Linked DNA regions of Homo sapiens: region 1 is linked to region 2. The links are chromatin loops, found by intact Hi-C in ENCODE. Cell type or tissue: Caco-2. All regions are shown on one strand. Links, peaks and the distances in the headings refer to the core of each region. The heading gives the core; the rest is flanking DNA. Region 1 holds the start of LOC105370512 (a long non-coding RNA gene). Region 2 overlaps LOC105370513 (a long non-coding RNA gene).

Region 1 (5,384 bases), core at 261-5,260, 95 kb before region 2:
GCCACTATTAAAATTTAAGCTTTTAAGTGTAGACATAGAGTCCATTTTTCAGTATAGACCTTCCCCTTCCTTTGGAATACATAAAATAACACTCTACAGCTCATGGACTCACCAGTGGGGCCTCTGGGTGATCACGGTGGCCTTCATTAAAATAACTTTAACCACCTTCCCTATGAGGAAGCACAGAATGTCACTGAGGTCCTGTTGGTCTTTTCCTTTGACAGATGAGGAAACTGCAGCCCCAGAACAGTGAAGCAGCTTTCTCAAGGATACTCAGCTGGTAAATGACAAAAACAAAACAGGGGCTGGGAGCTAGGCCTTGGCATTACTAGCATTCTGATTTTTGAGGCAGCTTGCCAGTGAAAGCATTGTGCTGTGAATGTAGATTTGCAATTTATGAGCATGGAGGTGTGGGGTGGGCGGGGGGCGTGGGGTTGTGCCCAGGAGGCTGGGCCGTGGTAACCTTTCGTTCTTCACATTCTTTGAATAGGATGCCTTGTTTGCTTTTCTTGCTGCTTTCGTGTATCAGTCATTCCCTTAAAACAGCCACACTCATTATAGCTGGCAAACAAACGGTCGGGAACTAGGCAACTCCAATTATTTAACTCAGCATGTGAAACCATTTAATCAGAGCTCACAGGACTGAGGGGCAGTATTAAAAAGAAATAGGCACCCTGTCTGGCCCCCAGAATGAACTCTTTTCAGGAGAGAAGAGAGCTTATATTATTTATTGTGGCAGGACTAAGATATACTGTAGTATGTAAATGAGAAAAGGACTAGATGATAAGAGTGTGGAAACGAGGGTTCCGTCTGAACTCCCTTGCTGAGTTCTAGTTCTTTCTTCTTCCTTGTTTTCAGTTAAAATTTTGGGAAAATTATTTAATTATGGTGTAACTTCATTTCCTCACCATAAAATAGAATCACTGTTATTTTGTATCTTGGAAGCTGTCTTATGATACTGCTATGAAACCTGCCATGCTGCTGCCTTCATCATCTTGCACTCATTCAAGTGGTTATAGTTACTGAAGTACCAAAAAGACCACATTAAACAGTGGTTTCAGCCGCAAGAGGTAGAATTTGGTGGCAGTTCCGCCATGCACACAGACACATTTTTAAATGTTTAGAAATCATAAGCACACATTTAATTTTTCATTTAATTTTGTGTTCACCATCTTTTGCCTTTTTTTAAAAAAAAAATGGTATAGGCAGCCTTTTGTTAAATATAAGATTGTAGGGGATGGGGCATTGTCTGGGAAATGTAATAATTGAAAACCACATTGAAGACTGATTCAGACGGAGATGCCGCAGATGGCAAGAGTCCTTCCTCTGTATCACGTCTGGTTTCAGAAAAGAGCCTCGCAGGGCTAAGCGTGCAGGGGAGCAGGAGGCTCCGAGGGACAGGAGACTTCCTCACCAACCAGCCATCACTCAGAGCAGCACGCAGGGCTCTGCACGCCCCCTTTCTGTCTCTCCTGAGGTGTTGTTAATTTGTAGAATATTATTTGAAAAATACTTGCTCTGTTTGTCCTCAAGGATATCATGCGTCTTTTCTCAGAAAAACAAATTAATGCTCTCCTCTTGATGAAGTTTAAATAAATAAATGTACAGTCATGAGAAATATGATAGGATGCAACTTCTTTTTTATTTTCTTTTTTTAAAGTTGGGGGTCTCACTCTGTTGCCCAGGCTGGAGTGCAGTGGCAGGATCATAGCTCTCTGCAGCCTCCAACTCCTGGGCTCAGCCTCCTAAGTAGCTGACTACAGCCATGCACCCTCATACCTGGTTAATTTTTAAAACACTTTTTGTGGAGATGGGGGTTTCACTGTGTTTCTCAGGCTGGTCTTAAAATCCTGGCTTCAAGTGATTCTCCTGCATCCTTTGCCTCCCAAAGCACTGGGATTCCAGGCATGATCCACAACACCCGGCCTAGGATGCAACTTCTAAATAACTACATAGAAATATGCTTTTCTCAAAACACACAACAGCATGGGCTAAACTCTAATACCTCCATTCAGTAAAATTAATTTTGCTTAAATGCTACCCAGAAAGCCCCTTTTGTTTTGAGGGGTGTGTGTGTGTGTGTGTTTTCTGTTTTGGAATTTTTCTCTTTCAGTTCTCATTGTCCCTCAGAGCAGTTCTCTCTCATATGGCTTTGGGAGGCTACTGCTAGCCAAATGCTGCACAGATAGTCAAAGTCGGTAGTGTGCAGTGTGGGCAGTGCAGGAATTACTGGGGATTCAACCCATGTATAAGGTTCATGCAGCCTTCGTGAAGTCTGGACCCTGTAATAGGTCTTCTAAGTGGGCCTGACGAGGATTTTAATTATGTCCTGTCTCTCCCATTTCATTTGAATTGAGCTCTGGGGTCCAATGTCAGTGGAGGAAACTGGAGACATGTGCCCCTAGCAAAATGTCATATTCTTTCACTGCACAGAGAGCAAGACCTGGAGGAAAAGAGGACTAGCAGGAGAAATAGGGTAAGTGGTGGGCAGGCCCACGTTAACTATTGTAATTTGATTGGTCAAACAGAATCTTGGAACCATTAGATCACTCTTTGGATTGTTTTGCATTTCTGCCTGTCTCTTTTGTTTTAAAATCTCTATGTTTTAAAATTCATCCCCCCCCCAAAAAAAAAACCCCAAATATATATATATACGTGTGTGTGTGTATGTGTATGTGTGTGTGTGTGTGTGTGTGTATATATGACAGATTTTAACTCTGGCCAAGAAAAGCCATTCCCAGTAGAAATCATCCCGAACCACAACTCAACTGTGGGCCTGAGGCAGCCAAGAAATAATCTTTTTAAATATTCTGATCAGGGACTTGGAAAACAGAAAATTTAAAACTTCAGCTCAGAAGTGTATGATTAACTCTGAGCGGATGTGGTGGTTCTAGCCACGTAATTTTAGGCGTTCTAATTGGCAGTTTAAAAATAGCAGAGTCGCAGGCTGCTCCTCGGTGCTGCTTCTCGCTTTGTTTCGCCCATGAGTATGCACTGTACTTAAGGAGTCTTAAGGCTGCTGGCGACGGGCTGGGAACCAGGACTCTTATCTCCCGTCTCCCAGGTCTGCCGGACTCTGTCCTGACACACCACAGCGTCATAAAAACTTGTGTTTTCTTAGGATTCCTCCTAGCCGCCGGCTCACAGACATATTCCTCTTCCTTCTCTAATAACTAGGTGCTTAAAGGTAGTGCTTCGATGATAATATTCAAGTAAATCAATTTCTGGGTACCTGAAACTTCCAGCTGAGCTGCGTCATTTGCTTGCCAGGTAACAAGTACTTCAGGATGTCATCAAGAAAAGGAAAACACTGATTTCAAATAACCAATTATTTACAAAATTCTTTCCCATATCTGTGTGAGGCAAGGTCCGCAAGATAAAACAAATGTTTGTTTCTCTTTACTGCTGTTTCCATGGGCAGCAAGATGACACATCAGCGTAGACACCCACGAGGGAGCTGCATTTTTCCCTTTTGCATTTCCAAGGAACCCCAGGAGTCCCATCTGGTCTAACATAAAGTCATGTATCTTTACCTAATTTTGGCCTCTGAGTTTTCCTTCTGGGAGACACTTGCTGCTTCACTGTGGAGGGGTCTAGGGGTAGAAAGCCAGCTGGAGCTGTGGAGCTGTTTATAACACCCCAAGGACTGTTGTTCTGCCCCAAGCAGGGGGTTTGTTGGGGCCCATGCAGGGGGAGTCTCAACGGGCAATCCCCCGTTCCTCGTGGGATGTGGTTTATCATTCCTGCTTTGAGTTTCATTAACATGGAATCTTGCACTTTCCCAACCAATGACGCCACAAAAGAATAAACTATATTAAGTCCATAAATCTCAGACTGCCAAGTCCCTGGAATATCAACTGATGAAACTCTCCGCTTTCTAACCTGAGGTGAGTAATAAGTTTCCCTCTTCATTTGCATCACGGGCCTCAGGGTGGAGAGAGCACTGCTATTATCAGGGCACCCTTTTCTCTCTGCTCTCTTCCCTACAGGGTCTTGTAACCACTGCTCTCATACATCTTAAACCCTCTTGTAGGCCAGCATCGCAGTTCAGGCCTGTAATCCCAGCACCTTGCGAGGCCACAGTGAGAGGATCGCTTGAGGCTAGGAGTTAGAGGCTGCCATGAGCTGTGATTGTACCACTGCACTCCAGCCTGGGTGACAGAGCCAGACCCTATCCCTAAAAAGAAAAACCAAACAACAACAACAACAACAACAGCAACAAAAACCCTCTGATAACGCACTGTTTTTGAAAACAGGAAACGAACAAAGTTGTTTTTGCCTAGCTGTCTGGGAACAGAAGGTGAAGCCTGCTGATAGGATTCTTGTCTTTCCTCCCAAGCTCTTGGATACACTTTAGGAATATTAACCAAGGCATGTGTTCCTCTCCTCACTCCTCAGTGTCTCCTTCAAGCCTCTTCCACAGGAGCCAGAAAGAAGGGGATTCACAGGAAAAGAGAGGCCATTCCCTCTCTTACTTCCCAAAGAGTCATGGTGAGAAAGAAGGCCTGAGGGTGGAGAGAGCCTTCCCTCTCCTTTCTTTTTTTTTTTGCAAGGTCACGGGTGTGATTTTTCCTCTACTATCTTTATTTTTTTATTTTTTATTATTATTATACTTTAAGTTTTAGGGTACATGTGCATATTGTGCAGGTTAGTTACATATGTATACATGTGCCATGCTGGTGTGCTGCACCCACTAACTCGTCATCTAGCATTAGGTATATCTCCCAATGCTATCCCTCCCCCTCCCCCCACCCCACAACAGTCCCCAGAGTGTGATGTTCCCCTTCCTGTGTCCATGTGTTCTCATTGTTCAATTCCCACCTATGAGTGAGAATATGTGGTGTTTGGTTTTTTGTTCTTGCGATAGTTTACTGAGAATGATGATTTCCAATTTCATCCATGTCCCTACAAAGGACATGAACTCATCATTTTTTATGGCTGCATAGTATTCCATGGTGTATATGTGCCACATTTTCTTAATCCAGTCTATCATTGTTAGACATTTGGCTTGGTTCCAAGTCTTTACTATTGTGAATAATGCCGCAATAAACATACGTGTGCATGTGTCTTTATAGCAGCACGATTTATAGTCCTTTGGGTATATACCCAGTAATGGGATGGCTGGGTCAAATGGTATTTCTAGTTCTAGATCCCTGAGGAATCGCCACACTGACTTCCACAATGGTTGAACTAGTTTACAGTCCCACCAACAGTGTAAAAGTGTTCCTATTAAAAACCCTAGAAGAAAACCTAGGCATTACCATTCAGGACATAGGCATGGGCAAGGACTTCATGTCTAAAACACCAAAAGCAATGGCAACAAAAGCCAAAGTTGACAAATGGGATCTAATTAAACTAAAGAGCTTCTGCACAGCAAAAGAAAC
Region 2 (5,384 bases), core at 214-5,213:
AACCTGGTAAAAAGAAGTCTTTTTCTAAGAAAGAAGGGCTCAAAAACCTAAAAACTGAGACCAGGGAATTTTCAGACCATGTGACAGGGACAATCTGTCACTGCTTAGCACCGTTGCTCCCGTGTCCTCTAAAACACTGATCAGACAGAATAGATCTGCCCGTGAGAAGGTAGTGAAAGCTGACATATGGAAATGTTTCAGGTCAGCTTTTACTAGAACTTCTGGTTTGAAATCAGGATCGCTTAAAACACACACACACACACACACACACACACACACACACACACACGACAGATGGTTGTTTTCAGGAAATCTTCCCTTATGAAATGGAATTCCGTGTTCTTAATTAACACAGAGCAAACCCTGTTTTGGGTGTCTTGCATACCTAGCCACAATTTTTCCCTTTTTATAAACATAAGATGGGTCTCTCCACAGTGATACTGTGATGAGAGTGGCCGAGCTTACTAAGAGGGATTTGAATACATATAGAAATACAAATCAGTAGAGACCCTTTTACCACTTTAATAAACTGCTATGAATAATTCTGAATCTGAGACCACTAGCTATTTAACATGCCCAGCGATAATGGAATATGGCTCTCTGAACACTTCTAAATGATTTCTATTTCAGAGTTGGGAAACACCAGAGAGACTTTTGTTGCTCCAGTTACAAAAAAAAAAAATTTCTTCTTGGGAACTCCAATTCTAGAAAAGTAATGGATAACTGTATACATGTTGGAAGAGGAGAACCATGCAAGCCTTTTTGACACGTAATATATAAACACCAGTTCTGGGCCCTGCCCATCAACTCATATAAGAAAAATATAATTTAAAATGCCTACTTTTCAAGTTATTCCCATGAATAATTATGAAGGGGGCCATATTTCTTGTTCATCAAAAAATAATTTTTTTTCACATGTTAACTCCAGGAAAGTTCAAATAATGTACCTTTCTGCTTGAAAGAAAGTGTTCCAGATACTACTGCCAACAACAAACTCTCCCAAGATATAGCAGCTTAAAACAACCACCATTTTAATAAGCTCATAGATTCTGTGGGTCAGGAATTTGGATAGGGCACAAAAAGGATGTGTTCATTCTGCTCTGGGACATCTGAGTTCTCAGATGGAAAGGCTTAAAAGCTGAGAGTGACTCAGCGGCTGGGGGCTGGAATCCTCATACCTGGAGGCTGCTTCACTCTCATACCTGGGATAAAAAGGTGGCTTGTAGAGTAGGGCTGCTGACCAGAGCACCTCCATGTGGCCTCCCCATGTGGCTCAGCCTCCTCACAAGCATGGTGGCCTCAGGGCTCCAAATGCATGTGTTCTGGTAGACCAGATAGAAGCTGAATGTTGTGTTGTAACTCATAGAGTTACTTCCACCATGCTGTATTGAACAAAGGTGTGAAAAGCCCACGCAGATTCAAGGTGAGGGGACACCACCTGTTGATGGAGAAGCGGCAGGTCACACTGTAAAAGATAAACGTGAGATGGGAGTTATTGCTTCAGGTGACACATATATATTTTACCCAGGATGCAGGTAACAACAATGGTAATAATGATAGTAACTAAATCTTACAGTGCTCACTATGTGCTGGACACTGTTCCACACCATTCACCTATATTCATTCAATTCAGCCTCGGTGGAAACTGGGATACAAACAGGCTAAGTAACTAGCCCAGTTATACAGCTAGAGAGCAGTGAAACCAGGCTTCAAGCTCAGGCAATTCAGTTCCATTTGCTGTATGCTTTAACTCCTCCATAGTGCCTCTCCAGTCCAATGAAGATACCTTAAGTATAAGGAAACACAAACTATAAAGTGACATTTACTTCTAGGCTATACTAGGGAAAGGGGACAGATCTTTATTGATTATCCACCACATGTCAGGTATTATGCATCACACATTACCTTTCTTAATTCTCCCCGTAACCCTGTGAGGTAGGTATTATTACTGTCATTTTACAGAAGACAGACTTGAGGCTCAGAGATGTTAAGTAACTTGAGCAAAGAACAGAGCTGTCAAATGTTGGCCCTGAGATCTAAAGTCAGATCCATCTGACTTCAATCTACCTGCTCTTTCCCCTTTCCATAGCTACAGTCTGCCTCCTCTTGAGGGTTTTTGTGTCAGGGTCCACTTGAATCCTAGCTCACATTAATTCACTATGGAATCTTTCGAGTCTTGATAACATGGCATTTTAGGAATGTGGCTGGATGATTCGGAGCAGCTGAAATCCCTTGTTTGATTATGGAGCTTTGGGGACTAATAGTGCAACATTTGTGTTTGTCTTCGTAAATTCCTGCTGGGCGTGAACTGTGACTTTTATCTTAGGTAATAAGCCTGAATTCTGGAAGGACTGTCTTTTTTCTCTTTCTAAGACTATGACTTACTGAATACCTGACATTTCCAAGAATGTATCCTTTGCCCTATCAGACCATTAAGTAAGCAGTAACTGCTCTGAAAAGGTCTGTGCTTTGCTTTGTCTTCAGCTATAATTTGATAGACACTCAACCATAACATTATGATTATGAAGCACTTAGGCAGGACTGTGCATCTGCAAGATGCTGTCTAAATATTTTCTGATCTCGTGCTTCTTCCTGTAAGTCTCTAATCCCAGCTGTGCTGGGTCCTTAACTGATTCTGAGAAAGTTCCTTGATCTATCATGGAAGAAAGAGACAATTTGATTTGGGAATCCAGGGATATTTGTACACTCTTTTTATTCCGTTAATGTGACTGACAGCTTCAGCTCTTGCGCCAGAGAGCTCTCTTTCAACTTGCTTCCTGGGCTGACAACTGATGTTTTAACTTGCTCATGACCTGTGGACTCAGAGGGTTATACTGCTTGTCCTTTTCTTCAACGACAAAAATGGCACCAAATCTATCATTGCTTCAAGTCTGACACTGTGCTTTCCAAGGCTAAGATTCAGTGGACTTCCCTAGACTTTGTCCAGAGAGAAAGTTGAGGGTTTTCAGTTATTTTTACTCTTAGGAAGCTATAATGACATTATTTGGAATCACATCTGTTCCTAATGGGATAGAATTTAATGACGGGAGATCAGGTAGAGTCACAAAGGTTTTAGATAGGTACAGAATTCACCAATGCAATATTCAGGCATCAATACACATAGGAAGCTAGTGAGTGAATGATATCTCTTATCAGGATTCAAAAGCCGTTTGGATGTGTTTATCTTAGTTCACTTTCTAACACAAAAACTCCTTGACAAGGTGCCAAGCCCTTTTCATCTTAGTGTAGGCTCACTGCCTAGCACATGGTAAGATTTTAGTAAATCTTTGTCGACTTGTTCAGAATTGTCTCAGAAACTTGCTTACAGGAATTTGTTTAAACTTGGAATCCATGTCAGAGAAATTTAAGGAAGAAAGGGCTGAATTTTTTATGTGTGGCTCAAACCCTTCAACTCTCCGGCCCAGTGCTTTCCTTTTGAAATCATCCTTAGCATTCAGTGGGCTGGAGTGTATTACCTAGTAGCTGTGATTTACTCATTGTCCTACTGGGAACCTTACTTAGAACTTACCTAATCTCCTTGAGGGCTGCAGAACTGCTCACGCAGTGCCTAGCACATGCAGTGGACGCTTACTATAATTTGCTGAGTGACTGCAGTTACTGAACCATCCATCTTACGAGGAAAAGCTTTTCTATTAAGTTCCATCTTGGTCACAGAAGTTACTCATCAAATCCCATTCTGGATGAAACTGCTGTTCTTTGCAAATACTTAAGATATGCATGCTTTGGTGCTTGCCTTCAATTTCCTTCAGAGAGCACCAGAGTGGGTGGAGGCCATTCCTTTCTATTTTTTGAGGCATTACTAAATGCAGTATTCATCCAGATTAAAAATATGCACATAAAAACAGAATTATCTTAATCTCATTATAAGAAAAACAAACACACAAGCTAGTTGAAGTAAAGATAAATGTATTGTAACTGTCAAAAAATCCTATGAATCTAATGATACAGCTGGGGACAGGTGGGAACTTAAATTTCTTCAGGCGGATAATTCCTCTTGGTCTTTCTCAGTTTATTGTCTTCACTTCTCTCTGCAGGTCAGCTCCATCTTCCCTATGGAAACAAACTTCTATAGGTCTTTTAGGATCTGCTTCCCTGTAGCTTCAGCTGCATTTAACTTTGGGATGCTATAAAGCCAATCCTAATATTAATTCTATTCGACCTTATGGCTCTTAAGCCTAAAATGTCAATTTACCCAATCTCTATGTTTCAATTTCTGAAATTTCTGAAAGAGGATTTGAATGGTCCTGACTGGATCATTTGCCCACTCTTGGTCCATTTACCAAGGGCATGAGTCATATTCCTTCAGAGTCCTTAGCAGGAAAAGTTCTCTAAGAAGAGAGTTTGGACAAGGGAAGATGATGGACATATCTAGAACAAGAATCTTCCAAAATTATCAAGGAAATCTGACTTTGGAGGGAGATATTTCTGATTAGATTACTTGTCATGAGAATATTGAAAATAAAAATGATAAAAATTAGCCTCACAGACTTTGTACCTAATACTTTACTTTTTATTGCTAAAATACATCTTTATCTCCAAATCTGCTATTTCCTTTCCAAAAATTATCTTTAGAGGATAATTTTGTAAACGTTGACCTTGTAGGTTCTATGTGAGAAGCCAAACAACAAGGGTAAATCCTTTGAACATTTCTTGTTGCTTCTGGTAGTTTCATTTGTAATGACTATCTGGCCTAAATTAAAGTGAGGTGCGGGCAAGTGGAAATCAAACTCCAGGGAAAAGATTGGAAAAGCTGGGGATACTTTTGAAGTTTGTGAAGATGAAAGAGATTGTAAGTAGTCTCAAACCTTTCTTTGATAATTTACTCATTTAAAATCTGCTTTCTTCAAAGGCAATACATAAATTTATTGAAGAATTAACTTTGGAAAATATGGGTAGGCTTACATCTTAAAGATTATGATATTGATTGATTGCCTAGAAATGACTATATTTGATTATTTAAAAATTTTTAAATGGTCCCATTGTAATTTAATGTAATTATGTAAAATAGACAATGTTAATACCCTAGTAACAGGGTATTAACAGGCTCAAGTTCTCAGTTCTGCCCCAAATATCCCACCTACACTAGACATGTTTACAGTGCCTGCTAGCCCAGAGCAGCTTCTAGTGAAGCAATTTCCACTTGAGAGAAGAGAGAGAGACAGAGACAGAGAGTGCACACAACAGTGCATCATTGGCGGCCACGTGCGGTGCGGTGGCTCACGCCTGTAATCCCAGCACTTTGGGAGGCTGAGGCGGGCAGATCACCTGAGGTGGTCAGTTCGAGACCAGCTTGACCAACATGGAGAAACCCTGTCTCTACCAAAAATTCAAAAGTAGCCTGGCGTGGTGGCACATGCCTGTAA

The links. A loop is a pair of places that touch in the nucleus more often than their neighbours do. Peaks named below come from ENCODE experiments on the same cell type or tissue, not always from the same donor. Only the 100,000 strongest peaks of a DNase experiment are listed, where the experiment ranks them.
Region 1: a loop joins it to region 2, with 5 times the contacts of the local background. A loop is called at or near these places in 1 of 110 quality-filtered maps.

What each region holds. Positions count from the first base shown.
Region 1 is chr14:56,002,031-56,007,414 of GRCh38, forward strand. LOC105370512 (a long non-coding RNA gene) reads left to right here and starts at 2,658. Exons shown (of 4, transcript XR_007064183.1): 1 at 2,658-3,887. In Caco-2, for the core only: no CTCF peak of the experiment used is centred there; DNase peaks (open chromatin) are centred at 3,041 and 3,441; H3K4me3 peaks cover 506 bases.
Region 2 is chr14:56,097,046-56,102,429 of GRCh38, forward strand. It overlaps LOC105370513 (a long non-coding RNA gene), which reads right to left. Exons shown (of 3, transcript XR_943901.3): 2 at 1,575-1,786; 3 at 1,008-1,465. Among named protein-coding and RNA genes, the nearest start is that of PELI2, 19 kb to the right of the region's middle. In Caco-2, for the core only: no CTCF peak of the experiment used is centred there; DNase peaks (open chromatin) are centred at 1,223 and 2,216.